2 separate regions of the Homo sapiens genome follow, and region 1 is linked to region 2. Evidence: chromatin loops called from intact Hi-C (ENCODE). Cell type or tissue: Caco-2. All regions are shown on one strand. Links, peaks and the distances in the headings refer to the core of each region. The heading gives the core; the rest is flanking DNA. Region 1 overlaps PRDM8 (PR/SET domain 8). Region 2 overlaps BMP3 (bone morphogenetic protein 3).

Region 1 (5,381 bases), core at 63-5,062, 840 kb after region 2:
GGCTTTAATATCCTGTTAGGGAAAACCATTGCAAAGCCTGTAATGAGACCTTGTATACACTTCCCATGTCAGACCTTTTCACAAGCTTCCACCTTCATATACAGGGGAGAGTCTTCAGGATGTGAAGAAAGGAGAAAAAAAATGAGACAACTCCTGTGATAGCTAAACCAGTGCAGTGCCTGTTTCCAGAGTGACTATGAAGATGCCTGTGGATTAAGTGCATGCTATCCTAAGGCCTAAAGAATTATCGTTCATTTGGTTTTATGTCTAATGGTTACTGGTCGTATCACATACACCTAGACTTTCTACACTCAATATTTAATTAGTTATCAGTATGTAAAGAGTACAGAAGTACTTTTCATAAAGGGAAGAGTAGAAAGAGGAGGGCAATCGTCAGGTTTTTCTGCATTGTAATGTTTCAGGACGCGTTTTTTGCAGAGGCTATACAGTTGTCCATGCCTTTAGAAGGAAAGATGGGCCTTGCAATACATAGACCATGATCAAACCACGGTCATTCCACCTTGGTTTTTAGGGAAACTCCCCACAGGATCTCTAAATAGCTTATGACAGAATGCCATTGTAATGACATTAGAGTACAAGATACCCTTCTATTTAGCCATCACTAGTAGAACCTAAAGTGGGCTTTTCATCTGGTCTCACAGATCCCAGCCTGAACATTGTTTGTCTCAGACCATTTGTGAAGATGCTAATTATCCTGCTGCTGAAAAGAATGCTGGTGTCCCAGTGACAGGTTAGCTGCATGGCAGGCATCTTTGTCTAAATGATTTGTCTTTGATCAAGATGCACAACACTTTCCAGCTAAATATTTTCGAAGTGATAATAAAAACTTATCTTCTTTTAGGCTCAAAATTGGCTTAGAGTACATAAATGCAAATGGTGCCAGGTTTATCATTCTCTCTTATGCTGTTTCTTCCCTTCTTTTCAGGAACTCAGTGAAAATAAGTGACATTTACTCAAAGTATAGTCCTTAACTACAACGATAAAATTTAAAAACTTTCCAAATATTTGCTTTGAAGAAAATAGTCATTTATTGTCAAAGCATCCAACATACTCGGATAAACTATAAAGTTTAATAAATATTTCCAGGGATAAAAGAAACACATAACTATTCAGACTCCATTTCACTGGCACAAAATTACACTTTGTATTAAAAGAAAATACATATGTACATAATTGATGACATTCTTCATTGAAGTCCATTATCATTTCATTATACATGCACTTCCCCCTGGAAACTCAAATTGAATGGTGATCCCTTTTTATTCATTTTGTTTATTTTTGTAGGAACACAAACTGTCATCAAGAAATGCAGAAAGCATCTCACCCTCCTCCTTTACTTTATATCTAAAATAAATTTTGCCCTTACATATAATTATTACATCTAAATCGTAAGTGCTTAATAATTTAAGTAGAAACGTATGACAAATGCATCAATATGTTGCAATATATGACATTTTAAAAAATGTACCTTTGTTTTGGGGAAAGTGAAAATGCGTGCATTCAAAAGAAAACCCCCTCAAACAACCCACCCAATCAAAACTCCACCATCCTGGCTCTTGTGTGTGAGTGTGTCTGTGTGTGTGTGTGGGGGGGGGTGTGTGTCCCGGGTAAATATTTGAATGAGGTTCCTGGGAGGAGAGGACGTGTGTGTGCGCGTTGGGGGGGCGGGGGGGCGGTGAATGTATGTGTCTTTGTGCAGGGTTTCGGGGTGCAAGGAAGCGGTGGATGTTCTCGCGTGTTTATTCCTGCAGGTGGCTTAACTGTGCTTGCGCGCGCGTGGAAAGCTGGGGTCCTTTCCGAGTCAATTATGCGAGGTCATGTGCCTGGAGAGGTGGTGGCGCTCCCTGAAGGACTCATTGCAGATGGGGCACTTGAGTTTCTCCTCTCGCCGCCGCTTCACCAAGGGCTCCATCGCATACTCCTTTTTGTGGTGCGACCTCATATGGTACACCAGGTCGGAGGTCATGCGGAAGGAGGCATTGCACTTGGCGCACCAGTTCTGCGCGGGCAGACACAGCGAGGTGAAGGAGGGCGGCAGCAGCGTGAGCGCCGAGGGCAGCTGCAGCTGCAAGGGCCCCGCGGCCGCCGCCGCAGCCGCGGCTGCAGCGGCAGCGGAGCTCTTGGGCCAGAAGGCGGTGGCGTACAGGAAGGGGCTCTGCTTAGGCAGGCCGCCGCCGCCGCTCGGCAGGGACCCGCAACCTCCGTTCAGGTCCGCGGCCCCCTGGAGCTTCACCGCTAGAGGGTCCGCGGCGGCGGGATAGAGTCTGGTGGGGCCCACGCCGTCGGCGGGGTGGCATGGCTCGAGCGCGCCCAGCTTCTGGCCCAGCACCAGCGGGGACAGCTGCGAGAAAGAGCGTGCTGGCTGCGAGAAGGCGCTTTTGCGCTCGTCCGACGCGGCGCCCTGGCCCCCGCCCGCGCCGCCTGCGGCCCCGGCGCCCGTTCCGCCCCCACCGCTGGTGCTGCCCGCGCTGCCCAGCTGCGGCACCGAAGTGAAGGCGCTGCCCCTCGCAGGACTGCCGCCCTCGAGCCGGCTGGGCAGCGGGCCCCCAGGCCGCGGGGCCAGCAGCTTCTCGGCGCCCACCGGTGACGCGGCCGCGGGCGTGGAGGAGCCGCCGCCGCCGCCAGCGTCCTGGTCCTCGGAGGCGACTCCCGCGCCGTCGGCTGTCCCCTCCTCCTGCAGGCTGGCCGCGCGGGCAGCCTTCTTCACCTCCACGAAGGCGCTGCGCTTCGCCTCGCCCGTCTCGGGACTTGGCGGCGCGAAGAGGCGGCCGTTCTCTTCCAGGCCGAAGTAGCTGCCCGAGGCTCGGTACTGCTGCGGTGTGCACACCAGATCCTCCTTGGAGGCCGGGAGGGGCCGCTCTACGAAGCGGCCCCGGCCCCCTACCAGACCAGCGCCACCGCCGCCCTCCGCCGCCTCCTCCGGGAATTTCCTCTTTCCTTTGCCGCCGCCCGTGGCGATGCCGTCGGGACTCAGCTCCGCCTCCTGGTGGCCGCCGCCGCCGCCGCTGCCGCTACCGCTGCTGAGGCTCTGGGCTGGGGAGCAGCTGCTGCCTCCCCGGGAGTTTTCCAGCTCCCTGGCCAGGTTGTGGAAGTCTGTGGATGGCTTCGCGCTGCTGCCGCCGGCGGCAGCGGATGGGTTGCTGCTTTCCGGGGAGGGGGATGGGTAGTGGTGGAGGGGGCCGGCTTTGCAAAACTTGGGACCCGGGCCTAAAGGTGCCTCCTGCTGCTGCTGCTGCTGGTCTTTGCCACCGCCGCCGCCGCCCCCGTGGTCCTTGGTGCCCACGCCGCCGCCTTGTTCGTCTTGGGGACTTATATCAGCGCTGTGAAGTCTCTTGGGGCAGCGGAAACGCAGATGCGCCACATAGGGGAACTCAAACTGGAAACGTTGGCTGCATTCCAGGCATGTGTAAGGGGACGACCCTGCTTAGTGAGCAAACACCACACACACGCACGCACGCACACACACACACACACGCACACCACATGATTACTCAGCATCGCCCCCAAGCCAGTTTGCCACCATCCCCTTGACAAATCCACCTTCATTTCTCAGGGCCTGAGTGCCTGAGAAAAGAATGACCAACCTGATCTAACTTTCCCTCCTGATTTGGAGGGAATACAGCAAACAAGCAAGTTTCCTCGCTTTATCCTCACCTATCTGTTTAACTTCATTCCAGACTACATCTCAGAATCTTCCTATGAGACACCCGAAGGGAAGAAAGGCGCGCCAACGCGCCGGGTGAGCCCCTGCCGCTCCCTGCGTCTCTCCCCCGCTAGTTAAGGGCCCACACGCCGGTCGCGAGCCAACCTACCATTCATTTTGTTGTGGGATCTAGAGGGGCAGAGCAAGAGTAACTCAGTCAGTTCTTTCCCGTACCAAACTAGTAACTCCTCGTCTTTGGCAATCCTGCGGAGAGAGCGGTAGAACAGCTGTCCGTTTTTTATGTAGGCTTCAAGGTTCTGCTCTTCCTTATCTCTGGCCGATTGGACCAACCGCAGCCACATGAGACCTTCTGAGGAACCATTTGCTGCTGAGGTGTCTACCTGCGGTTTGAAATAAATGAAAGAAGACAAGAAGGAGAGGGGGAGAGGGACCCTCATGAGGGAATGAAATCAGAAGAATCAAGACCATTTCTTCTATGTTAGTCTTTTCCAAAAATTGTCTGAGACCACGCTTCCAAAAGTTTGGCCCAAGCTGGGACCTGTCCTCATGTTTGTAACCATTAGGCAAGATAACCATTCTTTGAAACACTGCATCAATCATATAGTTTATTTAAGTCACCGTTTTTATATATTGGTTGAATACTAAATGAGGAAATTTCTTCTTATAATTTAGTGTTAACCCCTTGAGAGTTTACTTCTAAGTTATTCCACATTACAAAGGTATGGAGAATTTTGTTTGTTTCAGAAATAAAGCAAGCTTAGATCTTAGAAATTATGCTATGGCAATCATGTTCCTAATCTTGGCTAGAACAATTAATAGATTTTCTTTGTAAAGAAGAATAGGAAATGAGAGGTCTGAATCTTCCAATTCAGACATATGGATTTGATGATGCTTTACTGTCAAAACCATAAACATTTTTATTTAAATACAAACTCTGGGCACTAGCTAATATTACCAAAGAAACTAATCTTTAGGGGATGAAGAAGCCTCCTCAAATGGAAGGCAGATGTACCCAATACTTGTCAAAGAACTTGCAGAAACTAGTTAGTATGCAAATAGCCTCCACCCCAGTGAAATCTCCCAGAGTTTAGGAAGTCGTGTTCATCACCAGGATAATCCAGAACTGAAGCACTGATTTAGATATTTCTAACATTCCAAATCAAATTTTGTCATTTATTCCAAAAAATCAGTTGACAATAATTTGAGTTTAATTTTCCTTTTCTAATTTTTGATGTGTGAAATGGGATTGCTTGCATTATTGCATTTTTCCACAGGCAAAACCTATCTCCACTTGTCATTATAATTATTTTTAGTCCATTTCCAACAGGACATTACCCTCATACACCTACACAGCTACAGTGGAGACTTACCCGAAAGATATACGGTACTGTTCTCTTGTCAGTAGACTTGAGAGCTATGAAAGCTATGCTGTCATATAGGGAAGTATGGCTCAGGACACAGGGACCAAATATAGCATTCTCAGGGATGTCGCAGGTGGTGTAAACGCTGGTAAAAATATCTGTCAGACATTGTTGGACAGCCTTGGCATCTCCATCCCAGATGCCTCGCTGGATGCCAGTATCCTCCATCACTGGAGATAGACACACAGCACAAGAAAGTGAGTTATGTTACTGCTTTTAACGCCATTAACCCAAGCAGAACTGTCCAAATACTAGGTAGATTTTCCTTGCACATG
Region 2 (5,381 bases), core at 140-5,139:
AATCTGTCTTACTGCCTCTTCCAATGGCTCTCATTTTAAACCAGTGCTTTCTTATGAAGTCAAAGCCTGTTGGTCCAGTTGCAATTTCACTACAACCAATAGCAGCCCTCAGACAAATAACCTAAGCTCTTTAAGTTTTGGTGTGCTTATCTATAAAGTGGGTCTAGTAGTAGCAACTATAGAGTTGTTGCGAGGATTAATTGAGAGAAGGCACATAAAGCACACAGAAAGTATTCAATAAATGTTAGCTAACTAGAACTGTGGTTTCCAGTATGATAGTATGTAGCCACTTACATTCAAATTGAGATGTGCTGTAAGTATAAAATACATACTGAATTTTGAAGACTTGGTAAGAAAATGAATATAAGATATCGTAGCAATACATTTTATATTAAGCCAGTGTGTGTTAAAGTGACTTTATTGAACTATATTGCATTAAATATATTATTAAAATTAATCTCACTTGTTGCTTTTCACACTTTGAAATGTGGCTACTAAAATTTTTAAATTACATATGTGACTAACATTTGTGGCTCCCCTTATATCTCTATTGGATGGTTGTGGTCTAGAATAATCACTAGTTTTGTAGTCAAAATGGAAAGGAAAAAAAAAAGACTATGCCATGATGATAATACAAGCTGCCGAAGGTGTTAGCTATGCTTGGAGCAGAATTGGGAGCCATTAACTTTACCCAGGTAGAGGCAAAGAAACACACAGGTAGGAAGTAATCTTTGGACCAGACTTTTAAAGATGAAGGAAGAAAGAAATCTTGGTGAGGGGATGGAAGGAACACATTCTAGCAGTATGCAATGCTGTATGTCTGGAAGCTTTTGCAAAAGAAATGTTGCCAATGTTTTAAATAGAAAATATAAAAATACTTACAATTAACTTAGTTATTGAAGTTCTAGTAGTTCTATAGAATTGAAGTTCTAGTGAATGTCTAAGTCATCCAAGTTGAGCAAGGAATGGCCAATCTGAAGGCTAACCAAAGGCATTATGTTATGCCCAACACTTGATGTGTTTGCTCTTGTTATTTCCACCTAGGCTAGGGATCTCTGCCTGTTCTAGGTCCTCTCCCTCCTGGGTTTAAAAAAAACCAAGAAGCAAAACAATAAGCTAGAATTATCAGCCATTTCACAAAGCATTCATTGACTTTGACTTTTCTAACCCATACTTTATTTTTGCCTTCTCTGATTCTAAAACACTTTATTTTTGTGTAAGTTAATGATCTTCTCTCCAAAGCAACTTAACAAATAGTTGCTGAGCATTTACAATGGATGAAAAAAATTGTAATAAGCGAGCAGCATGGGGTCAAGTGAATGTATATAGAGAAGTAAATAAGAGTGAGGTAAACGGCTTCCTGCAAATAGCAGTGCATGATAATATCTACTCAATTACTTTCATGCTCTTTTACTTTTTAGATTTTATATTAACTTGTAAGGTGAGTAACTTTCCATACTTATGAACAGAAGATTTGCATTGTCTCTCTCTTCCCCATGAGTTGTAGCACAGCTTTATCTATGCACACAAATATCTACGTTTGAATATCAGTAAATAAAAAATACCTTAATATTCACCTTTTCTAGTCTTCTGAAATATTCAGATACTTATCTATTGGGAATGATTGAATCAAAAACCTGAAGTGTACTTCCTGATTAATAAGAGCAAACCGATATAATAATGATAAAAAAAAGGGTGGATTTTTTCAGGTTACAAAAAATACTTATGCGTTTTTAGGCTGTGGATAGTATTCGGTACTAGAAAATATTAATTGTATGCTACACTGATCATCTAAATATATCTGGAATTGCATGCCTCATTTTGGGTGCTCTCATTGTAACCAGTTTATTAATGCAGAAGAGAGCAACTTGGAAAGTAACCCAGATGTTGAGGGGTCTGGAAACTATCTCATAGATTTGAGTTGAATAAATAAGAAAACATTGCCTGGAGGGAGAAAAAAAAGTTTAGCAATGATATGAGAATTATTTTCCAATATTTAAGGGACTGTGGAGAGATCAGGGTTTTTCTTTCCAGTGTCAAAGATGAGAATGCAGTCTAACGGTGATAGTTAAATGGAGGCCAAATCCAAGCCAATATAAGTCATGACTTTCAAACTGTTTTACTTAGTGAGATCCATCTGTGGGACTGGGGCAACTGGAGGTAAGTCAAGACTATTACAGGAGGATGTTTTTATGGTAGAGTAGAGTGTGAAAGTGAACGAGAGAACGTCTCATCCCTTGCAAGTAACTATAACCGGCTTTGTTTTCTAGCTTTCCCCAAAGAAATATTTTGATGCCAAAATGTGACTACCAATAGGTGGTGCTATTTTCTTACTGTTTGCTGGCACTGGCACATGGGAATGTATTTATTGCAGCCTAGTTAGGGTTTACCATTAGCATTATAATCTTATATTTTGAATTTTCTAGAGTTTTAACACCTGAGAATTGAAAAGGAGGTTGGAAGTCAGGTGAGTTTCTGAACAAGCTATACTCTCTTTTACACACTTGTTGGGACTTTGCACCTGTTGCTGCTTCTCTCTGCAATGTCTCTACCCACGATTTTTCTCCTTGATAATCCAGATTTGTTTTTTAAGGCAAGGCAGAGATACCATTCCTGGATGCAAGCTTGTCATGACAACCCATTTCCTTGGCTAGGATCCTGCCTCTATTACCATTTTCATTACACCTTTGCTCCTTCTTAAGGCCATAAGTTCCTTAAAGACAAGGCTCTAAATTATATCAGACTCTTCAGCCTCCAACACAGGGCTTGACCCTAAAGCTTTTTTTATATGCATGAGCAAATTTAGTTCAACCTACTCATTAGAGAAATGCAAACATGAAGGACCCTAGGAGTTAGCAAGCTAGCTAGCAATTGACTTTGGAGAGAAAGTCAGATAGGCGTTTTAAAAGGAGTTTGATTATTATATAAAGGTAGAAGATTTATTTCTGTTTTTATCTAAAAACAAAGCACTTGAACCTGATGAAACCAAGGACTCATTTCAGGAAGTCGGGTTCTGACTTCGGGACTTAAGGCCAGCCATGCTATTGCAACACTTCAGTGCCTCTCCAGGAGTAGCTGAGGCTGTGTCCAGGGAGTGGTAAGGGGAAGTTCACCTTTGTGCTGGCCCACACAGAACGTTTGCAAGGGGAATTAGAACATACAATGGAAAGCTTTCTATGTAAAGTCTGATTTTAAAACAAATAGACTAAATGAAATCTTGATGATTAGCTAAATCCCCAGGAAGCAGGGAAAACATTTTAGTCATACAGAAAATATGTGACAAAGAACAACCACCTCCCGCTGCCCCAACTTCTTTCTTCAAACAAAATACAGCTGCTAGAAATGCCAGGGGTGCCTAGGACAGGGACACATCCACCCTCAGTCACTGGCTGAATATTTGCTGCAGATTACTTAGTCAAGATTGCAGCATCCCTGTGCTGCCTTTAACTTTCAGGCACAGGCAAAAGGAAGAATTCTACAAAGAACACAAAGTCATAGAATTGTGTTTCTCCTTCATAGTCCCAGTCAAATGACTGTGCTTTATGGGACCTCAAAACAACCATTCTCTATGTCCAAAGTAAAAACAGCCAAAGATGATATGATGTATGTTTTTCTAGAATAGTAAAATGTTCATTAATCAGTTTATCTACTCTTAGCCTCTGCCCAAAGGCATTCCTAGACTGTGAGTGCTGAGAGGGCAGACCTATGTTCTATAGATCTTTGAATTCCTAGTACTTCACACAGCCTGGAGCACTTAAGTCCCAAAAGGTATTTGTTAGGTGTGTTGAATGAACAACTCTCTAAACTTAACAGATTTAAAAGTGTTTCCTACTTAACACCAAAGCATAAAAACTTTCAAGTAATTTCAAGTTCCCAAAATCAGCAAGAGCCCTTCTTGGGTATAAATACCATATGATATTTCCTTTCAGTTCATTAGAAAAGAATTATTATAATCATTGTATATGAAGTAGAATAGTATTGCCATTTAATATATAAATGGTAAAATGCCCCATAAGAAATTCCTTCAAGGCAAGTTTATTTTTAAAGGATATTTGCCTGGCTGATAGCTTTTGAACTATCTCATCTTTTCTCCTGAATATGTAACTCAACTCAACTGAAGTATTTAGTGAGTGTCAACTACATGGCAAACTGTGCTAGGTCCTCAGAACACAAAGATGAATTGAGATAGACTCCATGTCCTCCAGGGACTTGCTTTGTAGGCCCCTGCTCATACCATATTTTTCTTCTAGCAAATTTATTATATCATAAACTCTCTGCAGCTATGAGTGAAGGGTAAGCAGTCTTGATTAACTTATTTTGAAGACTTCTTTATGGCAAAACCATCATAAAGGCAGTAATATACCTTCTAAGGTATATATTTTAAAAAGCTTACCATTATATAAGTCAATAAACCATTTGTTTATGGATAGGCCCACTAAAAGGGCCAGATGAGATCAGGAATAACATGATAATCAATTCTAGATTTTAAGAGGCTGGTTTTGATATAAAATACTCAAAACTCTAGGGACAGAAGCTTAGAGCAGTGTTTCTCAAATATGGATCAGAATCTTGTAGATGGCTTTTTAAAACACATATTTCTGAGCTCCGTCACCAGAGTTTGATTCCGCGGGTCTAGTATGGGCTAGAGAATTTCTAACAAGGTTCTAAGTAATACTGATGCAGCTAGTCCACGAACTATACTTTGAGAACAATTAACTTCAAGAAATCTCTCTAAAAAAGCATAACCCTACACCCCTCAGCCACCATGGTCAGGACAGAAAATAGTACATTTGTTGAATATAGGTTTGGGATATCATAGATTGCACAGATGATTACTAACTATTTTTACATCATCATCTGTGCTACAGACAAGTACATATTATCAACATTTGAGATATGTTTAATGCTTTGTGGAAAGCCAGAGGGAAATAATCTCAAAATATTAAGAATGTTAGAATACCTAATTTATATAGGACTTCAAAACTTTTAAAGCATCTTTGCATTCACTTTGTCAATTGAGTTTCACCATCTTTCTGTGAGACAGGCACAGGAGGTATAACTTAACCCATTTGATAGATGAAGAAACTGAGAATAGCAATATTAGATGACTTTACTTCTTAGCGGTTCAGCCAACCATGGAAGTTAGATCACCTAACACTTAGCTTTAGGTAATAGAAAAAACAAAACACTAATAATCTTTTCTCTACTTGAAAACCATTTCACTTAACACCAAGTACAGCAATTACCCTTAATTCATCTTTAAATTAATTTCATGCAACTAAAGAGAAAGGTTTTTGAAGGAAAAGCAAATAATAGTATGTTGGACAGTTGGTTTAACTGTAAAATGAGGGGGCTGAACAAACAACCTTATATTTTTAAAT

The links. Hi-C counts contacts between places; a loop is a spot of excess contacts. Peaks named below come from ENCODE experiments on the same cell type or tissue, not always from the same donor. Only the 100,000 strongest peaks of a DNase experiment are listed, where the experiment ranks them.
Region 1: it touches region 2 in a loop (21-fold over the local background); 8 of 110 quality-filtered maps call a loop at or near these places.

The regions. Positions count from the first base shown.
Region 1 is chr4:80,199,974-80,205,354 of GRCh38, reverse strand. PRDM8 (PR/SET domain 8) reads right to left here. Exons shown (of 4, transcript NM_001099403.2): 2 at 5,056-5,276; 3 at 3,834-4,065; 4 at 1,026-3,441. The coding sequence starts at 5,274. The coding sequence ends at 1,823. Among named protein-coding and RNA genes, the nearest start is that of PRDM8, 5.2 kb to the right of the region's middle. RefSeq lists silencers at 2,330-2,429, 2,890-2,969 and an enhancer at 3,332-4,531. In Caco-2, for the core only: a CTCF peak has its summit at 3,001 (motif pointing left); a DNase peak (open chromatin) is centred at 3,004; H3K4me3 peaks cover 1,238 bases; H3K27me3 peaks cover 139 bases.
Region 2 is chr4:81,037,178-81,042,558 of GRCh38, reverse strand. The region is part of intron 1 of BMP3 (bone morphogenetic protein 3); the gene reads right to left. Among named protein-coding and RNA genes, the nearest start is that of BMP3, 9.2 kb to the right of the region's middle. In Caco-2, for the core only: a CTCF peak has its summit at 2,317 (motif pointing right); no DNase peak of the experiment used is centred there.